Linked DNA regions of Homo sapiens: all the other regions are linked to region 3. Evidence: read pairs that join two places in POLR2A ChIA-PET (ENCODE). Cell type or tissue: HCT116. All regions are shown on one strand.

What was found. ChIA-PET counts read pairs that join two places held together with the same protein. Peaks named below come from ENCODE experiments on the same cell type or tissue, not always from the same donor. Only the 100,000 strongest peaks of a DNase experiment are listed, where the experiment ranks them.
Region 1: POLR2A ChIA-PET joins it to region 3 with 5 read pairs; 13 of 35 experiments call an interaction of 5 or more read pairs at or near these places.
Region 2: POLR2A ChIA-PET joins it to region 3 with 8 read pairs; 2 of 35 experiments call an interaction of 5 or more read pairs at or near these places.

What each region holds. Positions count from the first base shown.
Region 1 is chr19:48,857,254-48,862,253 of GRCh38, forward strand. PLEKHA4 (pleckstrin homology domain containing A4) reads right to left here. Exons shown (of 20, transcript NM_020904.3): 4 at 4,367-4,439; 5 at 4,148-4,248; 6 at 3,097-3,206; 7 at 2,216-2,431; 8 at 1,607-1,886; 9 at 169-243. Among named protein-coding and RNA genes, the nearest start is that of PLEKHA4, 8.9 kb to the right of the region's middle. RefSeq lists a silencer at 2,277-2,356. In HCT116, no CTCF peak of the experiment used is centred here; a DNase peak (open chromatin) is centred at 2,952.
Region 2 is chr19:48,195,908-48,200,907 of GRCh38, forward strand. It overlaps ZSWIM9 (zinc finger SWIM-type containing 9), which reads left to right. Exons shown (of 4, transcript NM_199341.4): 4 at 1-1,713. The coding sequence ends at 920. Among named protein-coding and RNA genes, the nearest start is that of ZSWIM9, 28 kb to the left of the region's middle. RefSeq lists an enhancer at 607-1,119. In HCT116, no CTCF peak of the experiment used is centred here; no DNase peak of the experiment used is centred here.
Region 3 is chr19:48,650,270-48,655,269 of GRCh38, forward strand. It overlaps the pseudogene SEC1P. Among named protein-coding and RNA genes, the nearest start is that of CA11, 6.6 kb to the left of the region's middle. In HCT116, no CTCF peak of the experiment used is centred here; no DNase peak of the experiment used is centred here; H3K27ac peaks cover 415 bases.

The DNA.
Region 1 (5,000 bases), 210 kb after region 3:
TTTCGGCCATGCGCTTTGTTACAGCCACCACATGAATCTAATACCTACCCAGGGTCTTTGAAATATCTACAGTTCTCTAGGCACCCTAGGCCAAGAGATGACATTCCTCATAGAGAAGAAAGGAAGGGAGGGGGCTCCGGTAGATTTAGGGTACTCCAGGATACCTACCAATAAAACCATGGAGGCCCGGGTCCCAGGGGGCCGCGGGGGGAGCTGGAGATAAGTGGGGGAGCCAGAGTGTGCCTGGGAGGAACGTTGAAATGGAGATGTTTAGAAACTGGCATGTCTGGGAGACTTTTCATTTTGTTCTGTACTAAGAAAAATTCTTCTGCCTTGGGATCCTGTTGATCTATGACCTTACCCCCAACCCTGTGCTCTCTGAAACATGTGCTGTGTCCACTCAGGGTTAAATGGATTAAGGGCAGTGCAAGATGTGCTTTGTTAAACAGATGCTTGAAGGCAGCATGCTCGTTAAGAGTCATCACCACTCCCTAATCTCAAGTACCCAGGGACACAAACACTGCGGAAGGCCGCAGGGTCCTCTGCCTAGGAAAACCAGAGACCTTTGTTCACTTGTTTATCTGCTGACCTTCCCTCCACTATTGTCCTATGACCCTGCCAAATCCCCCTCTGCGAGAAACACCCAAGAATGATCAATAAAAAAATAATAATAATAATTAAAAAAAAAAAGAAACTGGCATGTCTTAGTGACAAATAGTAGAGTGGGCATGTCCATAATTGAAGTGCTTTAGGAGATATTTTGAGGTTCAGAACTGGGCCCTCTCAACTTCCTCAACTACCTGCTCTCCAGCTGTGTGCCACTGTGGGGACACAGAGGGTGATAATAAATGCACCAGCCTGGCAAAACAGCCCCACAAGATGATGGAATTTGCTACTCTCATTCTCAGACTTGCAGTCAGCTGTGGATATTCTGAGCTACCGTCCCATGATGCTCAGACAAAACAGCAGGCAACCAACTTGCAAGGTGAACTGGGGACACAAGGGAGATGCAAACCTCTCACCGCACTGTCTTGGCACAGAGTATCCAGGACTACAATCCCCATGATGCTTAAAGAGCAATGGCTGGGCCAGGCGCGGTGGCTCACGCCTGTAATCCCAGCACTTTGGGAGGCTGAGATGGGCAGATCACCTGTCAGCTGGTCAGGAGTTCGAGACCAGCTTGGTCAACATGGTGAAACCTCATCTCTACCAAAAATATAAAAATCAGCCGGACGTGGTGGCAGGTGCCTGTAATCCTAGCTACTCGGGAGGCTGAGGCAGGAGAATCGCTTGAACCCGGGAGACAGAGGTTGTAGTGAGCCGAGATCGTGCCACTGCCCTCTAACCTTGGCGACAGAGCAAGACCTCAGTCTCAAAAAAAAAAAAAAAAAGCAATGGCCGAAGACCAGCCTAGAAAGACAGCCCAGACACCTGAGAGGAGCTGGACACCTGATAGGTTCAAGCTCTCTCTCACCTGAGCCCAGCTGAGATCATTATGGACTACAATACCCATGACACCCAGGGAGCAATGGCCTTGAGAATACGGAAAGACAGCCCTGAGGCCTGATGGGAAACGTAGTCCCCTCCTTCTCACCTCTCTGCTCACCTGTGTTCTGGGCTCCTGACTCCAGTGCTGGGGACTCCTGGGGGGCTTTCCTCCCCCAGCCTCAGAGGGAGGTCCTCGGCGGGGAGTAGGGGGTCGGGAGAGGGTCTGGCGTTGGGGGCCCCAATCCAGAGGAGGTCGGACATCAATGCGACTCAACGGGGTGTGAGGTCGGGCAGGGGGTGCTGTGTCTCCTGAGGGGGCAGGGGGTCGCCGCGCAGGGGCAGAACGGGGACGGGGGAGGCTCAGAGGCGAGGGAGGGCGAGAGAGGGGGGTGAACAGGCTGTGGGAAGGAGAGAATCGGGGAACTGAGTCAACTAGAGCCCTCTCCATCCACCTCCTTACCCATCAAGTCAGCCTCAAGGACATGTCTCACTTCACTGTGTCTTACTGTCCCACTGGGTTAGAATCCTCCTCTACTGTCCAAATCCTCAGTAATGTCCGCTTTGTGGCATCTTCCCCTCCAGTCTTCTCCCCGACAGGCTGTGACCCCCACGGGAGCCCCAGCAAGTCACACACACTCAAGCAGAAAGCGCTAAGGCCCGCCCCCAACCAGTTTCCGGCCCTGCCCTTCTCTTAGGCCACGCCCACAACCATGTCCTCCCTACTCACTCGGGGCTCCTCGCCCTCCGCATCTGGAGTCCAGAGTGGAGGTCGGTTGTGGGGCTGGGAGTGAGCAGCCTGGGTCTACCACGACCTCTGGAGAGTCGAGTCACTTCCGGTGATTCTGAGATGCGCCCCTCTTCCCCTCTGCTCACCTCCGGGGGACCACCGGGGCCGCCGGGGCCCTCCCCGGGCTGGGGTCGTGCAGGTGACCTGGGTTGCCCACTAGCGAGTGGACATAGACAAGATATCACTCCTTCGAACTTCATAACAGCCCTATTCTCTTGTCACAGGTGAGAACACAAGGATGCACCCAAAAAAGGAAAGTTGTGCACTATAAATCATCGTCCCCCTTCTTCAGAAGGGGAAACTGAGGCCTCCAATGTGAAACTGACCTGTGCGCCAGGCCACAACGTCTATCCAGGTTGCTGGACCCAATGCCCCGGAATATGGGATAGACTCAGCCAGGTAGTCCAGTTTCCAGCCTGATAATTGGCGCAGGCCATGTCAGAGCCTAAGAGATAGTCTGACATTTTTTTAAAATCTGATACTATCTTTTACCTGGCATTGTTTAGGTGGCAGCTCAGGGGACTTCAGAAGGAGCCAATCAGAGAGTGTGCAATATTGATCATTCCTGGAGCAGAGCTGAGTGCGTGACTGAAGGGTCAGCTTGGGGGCGGGGACGGACAAGGTGGTGGGCGGAACTTAAGGGAGAAAGACTTTTGCTGATTGGAAAAGTTCCCTGGAGGTGGGGCCTAGAAGACGAGGCGCCTTAGCTAGAAGACTGGTGATTGGACACTCAAGGGGGCAGGGCCCCAAAGGGGAGGAGTTGGGATGACGAGACTGACTCAGGGTGGAGGGTCAGGAGCATGGCTTGGACCTCTACTCACTAGTCGTCCCCCTCCGCACGGGAGGCCCGGCCCAGCGCCCGTAGCCAGCCCCGCAGGTCTTCTAAGGTGTCAGCGGCCAAAACGTAGGTCCTCATGCCCGGGTGCTCTGCCTGCGGGAAGAGAAGGCTTGGAATCCGGACTCCCGGGCCTTGTAAAAAGGAGGACAGGCCGGACCGGTGACTCATTCCAGTAAACCCAGTGCTTTGGGAGGCCGATGCGGGAGGATGGCTTGAGACCAGCCTAGGCAACATAATGAGACACCCCCCTCCACCTCCTTCCGCCCCCGTCTCTACAAAAAAATCAAAAAATTAGCCGGACGTGGTGGAGCGCACCTGTAGTCCCAGCTACCGGGGAGACTGAGGCAGGAAGACTGCACTTTGCGTCGCTGCACGCCAGCCTGGGTGACAGAGCAAGACCGTCAAGAAAGAAAGGAAAGAGGGAAAGAGGGAAGGGAAGGGAGAGAAAGAAAGAGAGAAAGAGAAAGAAAGAAAGAGAGAGAGAGAAAAAAAAAGGAAAGGAAAGGAAAAAGGAAAGGAAAGGAAAGGAAAATGGAAAGGAAAGGAAAGGAAAGGACTGGACAGACGCGGTGGCTCATGCCTGTAATCCCAGCACTTTGGGAGGCTGAGGTAGGCGGATCACCTGAGGCCAGGAGTTTGAGACCAGCCTGGCCAACATGGCGAAACCCCATCTCTACTAAAAATACAAAAAATTAGCCAGGCGTGGTGGCGTGCGCCTGTAATCCCAGCTACTCCAGAGGCTGAGGCAGGAGAATCCGTTGAACCCAGGAGGCGGAGGTTGCAGTGAGCCGAGATCGCACCACTGCACTCCAGCCTGGGTGACAGAGAGAGACTCTGTCTCAAAAAACAACAAAACAAAAAAACAAACCAAAACAAAACAAAACGAGGATGCAATTGACGCTTGTCAAGACCTTTTATCTCCAGTAATGGATATTCCAGTGCTTGTTAGGACTTGGAGTTTCCTCGACAGATATCTACCCGCCCTCATCTCCAGTTCCCATCGCCTGGTGCACAACATGGATGGATGGACTCACGGTGAAGGTGAAGCGCCGCCCTCGGGGGGCTCCCGGCCCATCTGGTCTAATATTGTAGCTGGGGAGCAGGACGCTGCCTAGGACACTCTCCTCGCGGCTGTCTGCAAAGAGGGGCTGGGGTCAAGGATCACACAGGGATCAGAAGGCCAAGATGCTAGAGAGAAGGGCAGACTGGGCGGGGGGGCCCTCCCACCCCAAGCCAGCCAGCCAGCCACTGACCCTTGTAATAAAAGAGGCAATGGCCGGAGAGGACGAACCAGCGGCGTTTCCAGAGACGGAGCCCCGAGCTGTCCTGGGGAGAGAGATGGGAGGAGGGGCCTGAGTAAAGGGAAACAGAAAAAGGGGATGAAGGCAGTGACGATGGGGACAGAGAGCCAGAGAGAGAAAGAAACTTGGAGAGAGGAGAACAGAGACATAAAGTAGGGATCAAGAGAGTGGGGTGAGGCCGAGCACAATGGCTCACGCCTGTAATCCCAGCACTTAGAGAGGCCAAGGCAGGTGGATCACTCAATTCCAGGAGTTTGAGACCAGCTTGGGTAACATGGCGAAACCCCATCTCTACTACTAAAAAAAAAAATTAGCCAGGTGTGGTGGCGCGTGCCTGTAGCCCCAGCTACTCCGGAGGCTGAGGAGGGAGGATCACTTGAGCCTGGGAGTGGGGTGGAGGCACAGGAGAAAGACCCAGAGAGACAGAAGAGACAGAGACACATGTTTGGGGCAATGGAGTGGATAAGAAGGAGAGCTGGAAGCCCTCTGAACATGATAGAATAGAATAGTAGCCCTACTTCTTTTCTTTTCTCTCTCTTTTTTTTTTTTTTTTGACAGAGTCTTGCTCTGTAGCTTAAGCTGGAGA
Region 2 (5,000 bases), 450 kb before region 3:
ACTATGAGAGGGTCAGGAGTCTTGAAGGAAGCCCCTGGAGGGGGGCGCAGCTGCACGATGAAAGGGCAGGGGGACTGAGAACTGCAGAATGGAAGGGGCCACAGTCAGAAGTAGAGAAGGGGAGGGGGCTGGAGGTCAGAAACTTGAGGGGGATCCCCTTGGAGAAGTCCCTGGAGTTGGCCCCTGAGAACGGAGACCAAAGGGGACCCCAGTGGGAAGATGAGAGGAGGAGAGGGCCAGAGATTGCAGAGGAGAGGGGAGCGAGGGTGGGGGTCAAAAGAAGAAGGGGCCTGGAGGATATAGTTCTGGTCCAGCTGGGAGACACGAGGGTCACAGGCATGGAGAATGGAGATGGAGGGGGAGCCCGGTCCGTGGGCCCCAAGAGCCGAGCCGGACGAGGGATGGAGTGGGGAGACGCAGGAGGGCGGTGTCTAGGGCTGGGGAATGGAGTCGTGTCTGGCACCCCGGTGGGGACTGTATTGGAAGGCAGCCCAGAATGGGCAGCGGCGAGGAGTGAACACCTGGCTGCAGGTGACGGCCTGCAGGAAGGAGGCGAAGATGGCCCCAGGGAACCAAAGAGGCTTTGCCGACCCCCGGGAGAGGAGGAGGTGGACTGGGAACCCCTGGCCAAATTCCGAGCAGCCTGCGGGCCAGAGCTGGCAGACCTGGTGGCTGAGGAGTTGGCCTTTGCTAGGCAGCATGGGACCCGGGGTTTCCACTGGACCGGAGCTGGCTTTGCCCTTAAGGACGGCACCTCGGACTTCTTCCTGGATGGGGCCCTGACACGCTGCAGCTGCTCAATTCACGCCGCCCGCCGTCTGCCCTGCAGACACCTCTTTGCAGCGCGCCTCCTCACTGGGGCTGCCTTATTCCACATGGACCTGCTCAGGGATTGCTGGGGGAGAGCCCCAGAGCCCTGACCCTTCATGCCTCTGCCCACCACCCTCCACCAGGAGGGTCGGAGGGCATTCTTCGATCCCAAAGATAATAGGGCTGAGGCCAAGGAGACCGTTGCAGTCCCCCTGGCCACCTTCTGGGTCATCCAGGGACCTCCTCATGGCAGTTTGCCTCTCTGGGTCCAAGGGCAAGCTGTAAGTGGTCTCTGAGGTCCTGGAGCCACAGCTTGGGAAGGTGTTGATGGGCAGGGTGGATTCTGAGGGCTTCCCTCTGGAGAGGAAGCATGTGATGAGAGGTGTAGACAGGGTCAGGCTGGGACAGAAGGAAGGAAAGGGGCAGAGCTGGGGGGAGGGGGAGGAAGCGATCATATGGGGAGTGTCTGGCAAGAGTAGACTGGCCAGTCTAGGGAGTGCAGCGGGGAGAGGGGAAAGGGAGAAAGTACAGAAGACAGATGAAGGAGAGGAGGTAAGCGAGAAAAAATGGAAAGGGGAGCCGGAAATGGAGGAGAGAGGACAAGCAAAGAGACAGAAATGAAGACATGAGGAAAAGCTGGGGGAAGCAGGAGAGGAAGGGACGGGATGTAGGAGGGGGAAGAAAAATCGGAGATGAGACAAAAGAAATGTGTGGGAGACGGGTAGAGACGAAATGCAAGGGGCGTGGTTTTGGTTTTTCTCCAAGACCTGGAGACATCGACCCCCATCGCCTTCTGAAGAGAGAGGGAGGGCGGGCACTGGGGGTCAGGAGAGTCTCCAGCAGGGGAGGGGAATTGTTTGGACTATTGTTCTTCAGGATTGGAATAAAACAATCTTATTTTGGTTTCCGTGATGAGTTCTTGGCTTCTGGGGTTGGTTGGGAGTCCCAGATCCAGGGAACAGTTGAGATGGTCCAGCGTTCCTTCATTCTTTCTACCGACAAGGCCTCCTGGGGCCAGATGGATAGAGGAGCCACAATGAATTCATCTCCATAGCAACTCAAGCTTCCTCCTCCATCATCTGGACCAGTGCGTCCCAGTGGCAACTTCTTGACATGAGTCGATTCTACCTTCAAATGACTGACTCATGCCAAATGTCCTGGCCACAGAATGGGCCTGTGACCCAGTCCTGGTCAACGAGTCTGCTCAGGTTGAGGTGGGAGGCTTTTTTATTTTTATATTTTTGTAGAAACAGGGTCTTGCTATGTTACTCAGGCTGGTCTTGGACTCCTCGGCTTAAGCAATCCTCCTGCCACAGCCTCCCAAAGTGCTGGGATTACAGGTGTGAGCCACTGTGCTCAGAACTAGGAAGCTTTTTTTTTTTTTTTTTTGAGTCTTGCTCTGTTACCCAGGCTGGAATGCAATGGCACGTTCCCGGCTCACTGCAACCTCCACCTCCCAGGTTCAAGTGATTTTCATACCTCAGTCACCTGAGTAGCTGGGATTACAGGTGTGCGCCATCACACCTGGCAAATTTTTGTATTTTTAGTAGAGACGGGGTTTCACCATGTTGGCCAGGCTGGTCTCAAACTCCTGACCTCAGGTGACCTGCTCGCCTCAGCCTCCTAAAGTGCTGGGATCACAAGCGTAAGCCACTGCGCCCGGCCTAGGAGGCTTCTAATAAAGATTCTATCACTCCTAAGAAGGCCTAGAGACATGATCAGGCCTAGACCTGCTGATGATTACCTTGGTATGGTGTGATAATGAAGTCCACACTGAGGATGACAGAGCTGAGATGAAGAAAATCTGGATCTTTGCTTGGCTCAGTTGAGTCTCTCGAGTCTGCTCTACCATGGGGCTTCTTAAGTAAAATATATCCTTTTTTGTTAGAGACAGTGTCTCGCTCTGGCCCAGGCTGGAGTGCAGTGGTGCAAACATAGCTCACTGCAGCCTTCCAGCTCTTGGGCCCAAGGGATCCTCCAGCTCAGCCTCCTGAGTAGCTAGGACTATAGGCTCGTGCTACCACCTAGCTAATTTCTTTTTCTTTTCTTTTCTTTTCTTTTTTTTAACTTTTTGTAAAGATGAGGTCTCTTGCTACGTTACTTGGGCTGTTCTCAAACTCCTGGCCTCAAGCGATGCCCCTGCTTCAGCCTCCCAAAGTGCTAGAATTACAGATGTGGGCCATTGCACCTGGCCAATCAAAGATACCCTAATGATTTAGGGAAGTTTGAGTTGGGGTTTCTGTTGTCGCAACTGATGAAGGGGATTTAATTCTATTATAGGTGACAAAGTCCAGGTTGAAGTAGCTCAGCATTTTTCAAACTTTAGCGTGGACGTGAGTCACGTGGGCACCTTCTTAAAATACAGAGTCTGACTCAGTAGGTCTAAGATAGGGCCCAACATTCTAGCAAGCTCTCCGATGATGTGGCTGTGCTGGGTTGTGGAGCACACTTTGAGTAGCAATGAAGGAACTTGAGATAAAAGACAATTCAGGCCGGGTGTGGTGGCTCACACCTGTAATTCCAGCACTTTGGGAGGCTGAGGTAGGTGGATCACTTAAGGCCAGGAGTTCAAGACCAGCCTGGCCAGCAAGGCAAAATCCTGTCTCTACTAAAAATACAAAAATTAGCCAGATGTGGTGGCGGGTGCCTGTAGTCCCAGCTACTTGGGAGGCTGAAGCATGAGAATTGCTTGAACCCAAGAGGCGCAGGTTGCAGTGAGCCAAGATCGTGCCACTGCACTCCAGCCTGGGTGACAGAGCGAGACTCTGTCAAAAAAAAAAAAAAAGAAAAAAAATGATTCAGTGGTTCAAGTCATGCGAAGTCAAAGGCTTTGATGGCAGCTGACTGCAGGGGCTCAAACAATGTCAGGTTTCCCCTCTCTCGCCTGCTTTTCGTGCGATGGATTTCTTCAAAAGACAGCTCTCTCCTGAGAAAGGGGGGGACTAGAAGTTCCCATATCACACCCTCCTATCTTGATCCAAAAATACCATTCTATCAGCATTCGTATATTAAGTCTCAAGGAAGCAGCAGGTTGGATTTATGGAGGTTATCAGTTATCCATGGCTACATAAATGCTGTGTTAACAACTATAAAACTTCCTAAGTATATAACAATAAACATGTATTTGGAATCAACCTAAATGCCCATCAATAATCATAAGCTAGATAAAGAAAATATGGTACATATACACCATGGAATACTATAGAGCCATTAAACAACTAGATCATGTTCTTTGCAGGGACATGGATGGAGCTGGAGGTCATTATCCTTAATGAACTAACACAGGAACAGAAAACCAAATACTGCATGCTCTCACTTATAAGTGGGAGCTAAATGATGAGAAGAAATGACACAGAGAGAGGGGCAACACACATGGAGACCTACTAGGGGGTGGAGGATGGGAGGAGGGAGAGGATCGGGAAAAATAACTAATGGGTACTAGGCTTAATACCTGGGTGACAAAATAATCTGTACAACAAACCCCCATGATAAAAGTTTACCTATACAACAAACCTGCACATGTACCCCTGACTTTAAAAGTTAAAACAATAATAAAAATGAACACGTATTGCTTATGAGTCTTGGGTCACCTGAGGGGTTGGCTAGACCCTTGCTTTTCAGTGTGGTGCATGCAACAGTGTCATGAACATTCCCTAGGAGCTTGTTAGAAATGCAGATTCTCGGCTGGGCACGGTGGCTCACACCTGTAATCCCAGCACTTTGGGAGGCTGAGGTGGGCGGATCACCTGAGGTCAGGAGATCGAGACCATGCTGGCCAACATGGTGAAACCCTGCCTCTACTAAAAATACAAAAATTAGCTGGGCGTGGTGGCGCACCTGTAGTCCCAGCTACTCGGGAGGCTGAGGCAGGAGAATCTCTTGAACCCAGGAGGCGGAGGTTGCAGTGAGCCGAGATCGCTCCACTGCACTCCAGCCTGTGCGACAAAGTAAAACTCCATCTCAAGAAAAAGAAAGAAAGAAAAAAGAAAGAAATGCAGATTCTCAAACCCATTCCAAAACTACAGAATCAGAATCTCATTCTAACAAGATCCTAGTATGCATGTTATACTTTGAAAAGCAAAGCAACTGATCATAAACCTACAATTATCGGAAATAGGCTTATTTAAAAAAAATGAAAGCAGCTAATCTTGATAAAGTAGCTGATCTTCGTTGGGCTTGCCCACATATCG
Region 3 (5,000 bases):
TGTCTCAAAAAAAAAAAAAATACAAAAATTAGCCGAGCATGGTGGCGTGTGCCTGTAATCCCAGCTACTCAGGAGGTTGAGGCAGGAGAATCGCTTGAAGCTGGGAGGCAGAGGTTGCAGTGAGCCAATATCGAGCCATTGCATTCCAGCCTGGGCGACAGAATGAGACCCTGTCTAAAAAAAAAAAAAAAAATCCTTTGCTCTTGAAAGGAAACGTATCACAGAATTTGGGGATTAATTTTCAAACCACCACAGGTGGGGAGAGGAAGAGAGACACAGAGTTGTGGAGAGATGGACCCTTAAAGACTTGGGAGGGGCCGGGTGCAGTGGCTTATATCTGTAATTCCAGTGCTTTGGGAAGCTGAGGCAGGAGGATCACTTGAGCCCAGGAGTTTGAGACCAGCCTGGACAACACAATGAGAACCCATCTCAGCAAAAAAAAAAAAAAAAATTTTTTTTTTTTGAGACAGAGTCTAGCACCATTACCGAGACTGGAGTGCAGTGATGCAATCTCAGCTCACTGCAGCCTCTGCCTCCTGGGTTCAAGCGATTCTCCCGCCTCAGCCTCCCAAGTAGCTAGGATTACAGGAGCCTGCCACCAAGCCTGGCTAATATTTTGTATTTTTAGTAGAGACAGGGTTTCACTATGTTGGCCAGGCTGGTCTCGAACTCCTGACCTCATGATCCTTCTGCCTCGGTCTCCCAAAATGCTGGGATTACAGGTGTGAGCCACCGTGCCTGGCCTCTGCAAAAAATTTTAAAAACCTTGTCAGGCATGGCAGTGCACAGTTGTAGTCCCAGCTACTTGGGAGGCTGAGGTGAAAGGATGACTTGAGCTCAGGAGGTCGAGGCTGCAGTGAGCCAAGATCACAGCATTGTACTCCAGCCTGGGCAACACAGCAAGACACTATCTCCAACAACAACAAAAAAGTTAAGGATCTTGAGACGCAATCATCCTGCATTATCTGGGTAGACTCTAAATCCAATGACAAATGTCCTTATAAGAGAAAAAAAGCCATAGGGAGATTGGGAGAAGGCCGTGTGAAGATCGAGGCAGAGGTTGGAATGAGGCAGCCACAAGCCAAGGAATGCCAGGAGCCACCAGGAGCTGGAAGAGGCATGAAACATTCGCCCCTGGAGTCTGTGGAGGGAGTATGGCCTTGCCAACACCTTCATTTTGGACTTCTGACCCCGAGAGCTGTGAGACAATACATTTCTGTTGTGATAAGCCATCATGTTTGTGGTCATTTTTTGTGACAGCCAGCCTGGGGCTGGGGAGAAATTAAGACATGGAACCTGGCTGGGCGCGATGATTCACACCTGCAATCCCAGCACTTTGGGAGGCTGAGGCAGGCGGACTGCTTGGGCTCAGGAGTTCGAGACCAGCCTGGGCAACATGGCGAAACTCCATCTCTATTTGTATTTAGTAAAATTTAAAAAGAAAGAAAGAAAGAAAGACATGGAGTCCGACAGAGGCAGAGGCAATGAAGGAACTAGAGCTATACAGAAAGTGAAAGGCTGACTGATACTGCAAGAAGAGCAGACTCTACCTAAAATGTAGGGCTTTCCTCCTCCAGGAAGCCTTCCCTGACCGCCCCCCCCCCCCCAGGCTGGGTCAGTGCTTGCTGTGAACATTCACAATGTCCTGTGCTACCTCCATGAGAGCATACATCTTGTTAGAAAGGGACTGTGTCCCCATGTGTTCCACCGGAGGGCCCAAGCCTGACCCGTCTCTGAGTCCCCAGCCTCACTGCACACAGAGCCTGGTGTACGGGGTCCTCAGGAGAGAACTCAGGCATTATTGAATGAAACCATGCTCATGATGTCTTTCCCTGGAGAGTCTGCCAGTTCCCATGTGCCTGGGTGACACTCGGGTTTTCTGCAGTGCCCATGGAGGGCCTTGCCTCCTCCAGGACGTCTTCCCTGAACTGCAAGACATGGCCAGGTGCCTCTTCTAGGCTCCCACAGTGCCCTGCGCTGCCTCCATTGTTGAATATCCTACCAAATCTCATTGTACCAAGGTCTCCCTCCTACCCCACCCTCCCAGACTAGGCAAGTCCCTAGTCCGACTCAGGTCAGGGTGTCAGAATTTTCCAGGGAGACCACAGGAGAATATGTTGAATGAATAAATAAGTGAGTGAATGAAATAAAAACACAGGGACTGTGGCACTGAGAGACAGGTGAGAAAATAATGTTTTTGTATAGGGCTTAAGAGGAAGGCTTTGGCCGGGTGTGGCTCCCGCCTGTAATCCCAGCACTTTGGGAGGCTGAGGTGGGCAGATCACGAGCTCAAGAGATCGAGACCATCCTGGCTAACACAGTGAAACCCCGTCTCTACTAAAAATACAAAAAATTAGCCGGGCATTGTGGCGGGCGCCTGCTGTGGTCCCAGCTACTCAGGAGGCTGAGGCAGGAGAACCTGTGAGGCAGAGCTTGCAGTGAGCCGAGATAGCGCCACTGCACTCCAGCCTGGGTGACAGAGCGAGATTTTGTCTTTAAAAAAAAAAAAAAAAAAAAAAAAAAGAGGAAGGCTTCCTGGTCCTGGTGTGATCTGGTGTGTTAGAACATTTGACTTTCTTTTTTTTTTTTTTTTTTTTTTTTGTGAGGCAGAGTCATTCTGTCACCCAGGCTGGAGCACAGTGGTGGCAGAGTCTCATGATCTCAGCTCACTGTAACCTCCACCTTAGGGTTCAAGCGATTCTCCTGCCTCAGTCTCCCAAGTAGCTGGGATTACAGGGGCCCACCACCACGCCCAGCTAATCTTTGTATTTTTAGTAGAGACGGAGTTTCACCATGTTGGCCAGGCTGGTCGCTGGTCTTGAATTCCTGACCTCAGGTTATCTGCCCACCTTGGCCTCCCAAAGTGCTGGGATTACAGGTGTGAGTCACCGTGCCTGGCCAACATTTAACTTCCTGACTATCTCCATAATCCTAACCAGTGCTCAGGATGCATCTTTTCCCCTCAAGTCCTCCCCACAGCCTCCTTCTCAGCTTCTCCCCCTTCCAGTTTCCCTCCCCTTGCAATCCATGCCCCACAGATCCCAGAGGGTTTTATTTTTATTTTTATTTTTTTTTGAGATGGGGTTTTGCTTTGTCACCCAGGCTGGAATGCAATGGCGTGATCACAGCTCACTGCAACCTCAACTTCCTGGGTTCAAGTGATCCTCTCATCTCAACCTCCCAAGTAGCTGGTACTACAGGTGTGTGCCACCACACCCAGCTATTTTTTAATTTTTCTTTTTAAACTGTATTTACTTATTTATTTATTTATTTAAACAGGGTCTTGCTCTGTCACCCAGGCTGGAGTGCAGTGATGTGATCATAGCTCACTCCCAGGCTCCAGGGATCCTCTTGCCTCAGCCTCCCAAGTAGCTGGGGCCACAGGTGCATATCACACACCCAGCTAATTTCTGTTTTTTTGTTTTGTTTTGTTTTTGTTTTTGTAGAGACAAGGTTTCACCGTATTGCCCACACTAGTAATTTTTTTTTTTTTTTTTTTTGAGACAGGGTTTCGATCTTGTTGCCCAGGCTGGAGTGCAATGGTACGATATCGGCTTGCCGCAACCTCCGCCTTCTGGGTTCAAGCGATTCTCCTGCCTCAGCCTCCCGAGTAGCTGGGATTACAGACATGCGCCACCACACCCGGCTGATTTCGTATTTTTAGTAGAGACAGGATTTCTCCATGTTGGTCAGGCTGGTCTCGAACTCCTGACCTCAGGTGATCCGCCCGCCTTGGCCTTCCAAAGTGCTAGGATTATAGGCGTGAGCCACCGCGCCAGGCCAACACACTAGTCATTTTTTATTTTTTTGTAGCGATAGAGGTCTCACTATGCTGGCTGGGCTGGTCTTGAACTCCTGGCCTCAAGCAGTCCTCCCACCTTGGCCTCCCAAAGTGCTGGGATTACAGGCGAGAGCCACCCTGAGTGGTTGTGTTACATTCAGAGTGGACCCTGCCTCTCCCACGGCTCCCCTGCACCTCTGGACAGAGTCCCCCTCCTCAGCCTTTCTTGTCGTGACCAGATTCTTCTAATGTCCTTGAAGATCCACCTGTGAGAGAAGTTTTCTGACCTGTAGGCTGGGTTTGGGGTACTCTCTGGGCTCCCCCAGTGAGCTGAGCCACCTCAATGATGATGATGATTGCCCGTATCACTCTGTTTTAACACGGTTTGTCTCTCACACAAAGCTGATTCTGCCCCTCCCCTGCTCACAGACCTCCCATGGCTCCTCAGTGCCCTGGGGGAAAAAAACCCAGGTCCTCAGCCTGGTCTGAGAGAACCCACATGCCCTGGCCACCCCCAGTCCCCAGCCTCATCTCTTCTCTCACCACAGAGACCTCCTGCCCTGGGATCTTTGCCAAACTGTTTCCTCTAACTGGGCTCCCTTTCTCCCTTCTCTGCTGGGCAAATTCCTACTCAGACTTCTGCACACTTCAGGAGTCCCCTCCTCCAAGAAGCCATCTGGCAATGCCACGAGGTGGGCAGGGGCCTCCTCAGAGCTCTGGAAGCCACCTGTGCTGCCTCCATTATAGCGCAAAGACAGACTGGGCTCGGTGCCCAGAGGGGGAGGGAACGACCAGGCCGGAGGTGGGTCCCAGATGTGGATTTCATGCCTATTCGTCTCGGGTGCTGGGAACAAAGTTTGGGTCATGAGGAACATATGGGGCCTGCTCTGCACCATGCTTTCATCTCCTATCTCCCCAGCCCCTGAGTGGGAGGCGGCAGCGCCAGGCCTCTACAGGCCTGGGTGGTTCCCACAGCCCCTCTTGGCCTCCTCACTGCTATCTCTTTGCCTTCAACTCCCACTGCCCCTGGGAGCCTAGAAAAATCCTCCTTGATCTATACTCTCGCCTTCTGGGTTCCAGTCTCCTGGAGGAGGTGTGGACTGTGGACTCTGGGTGTTTAAATTTTATATATATATATATATATATATAGAGAGAGAGAGAGAGAGAGAGAGAGAAAGAAAGAAAGAGAGAGAGAGAGAGAGACAAGAGTCTTGCTCTG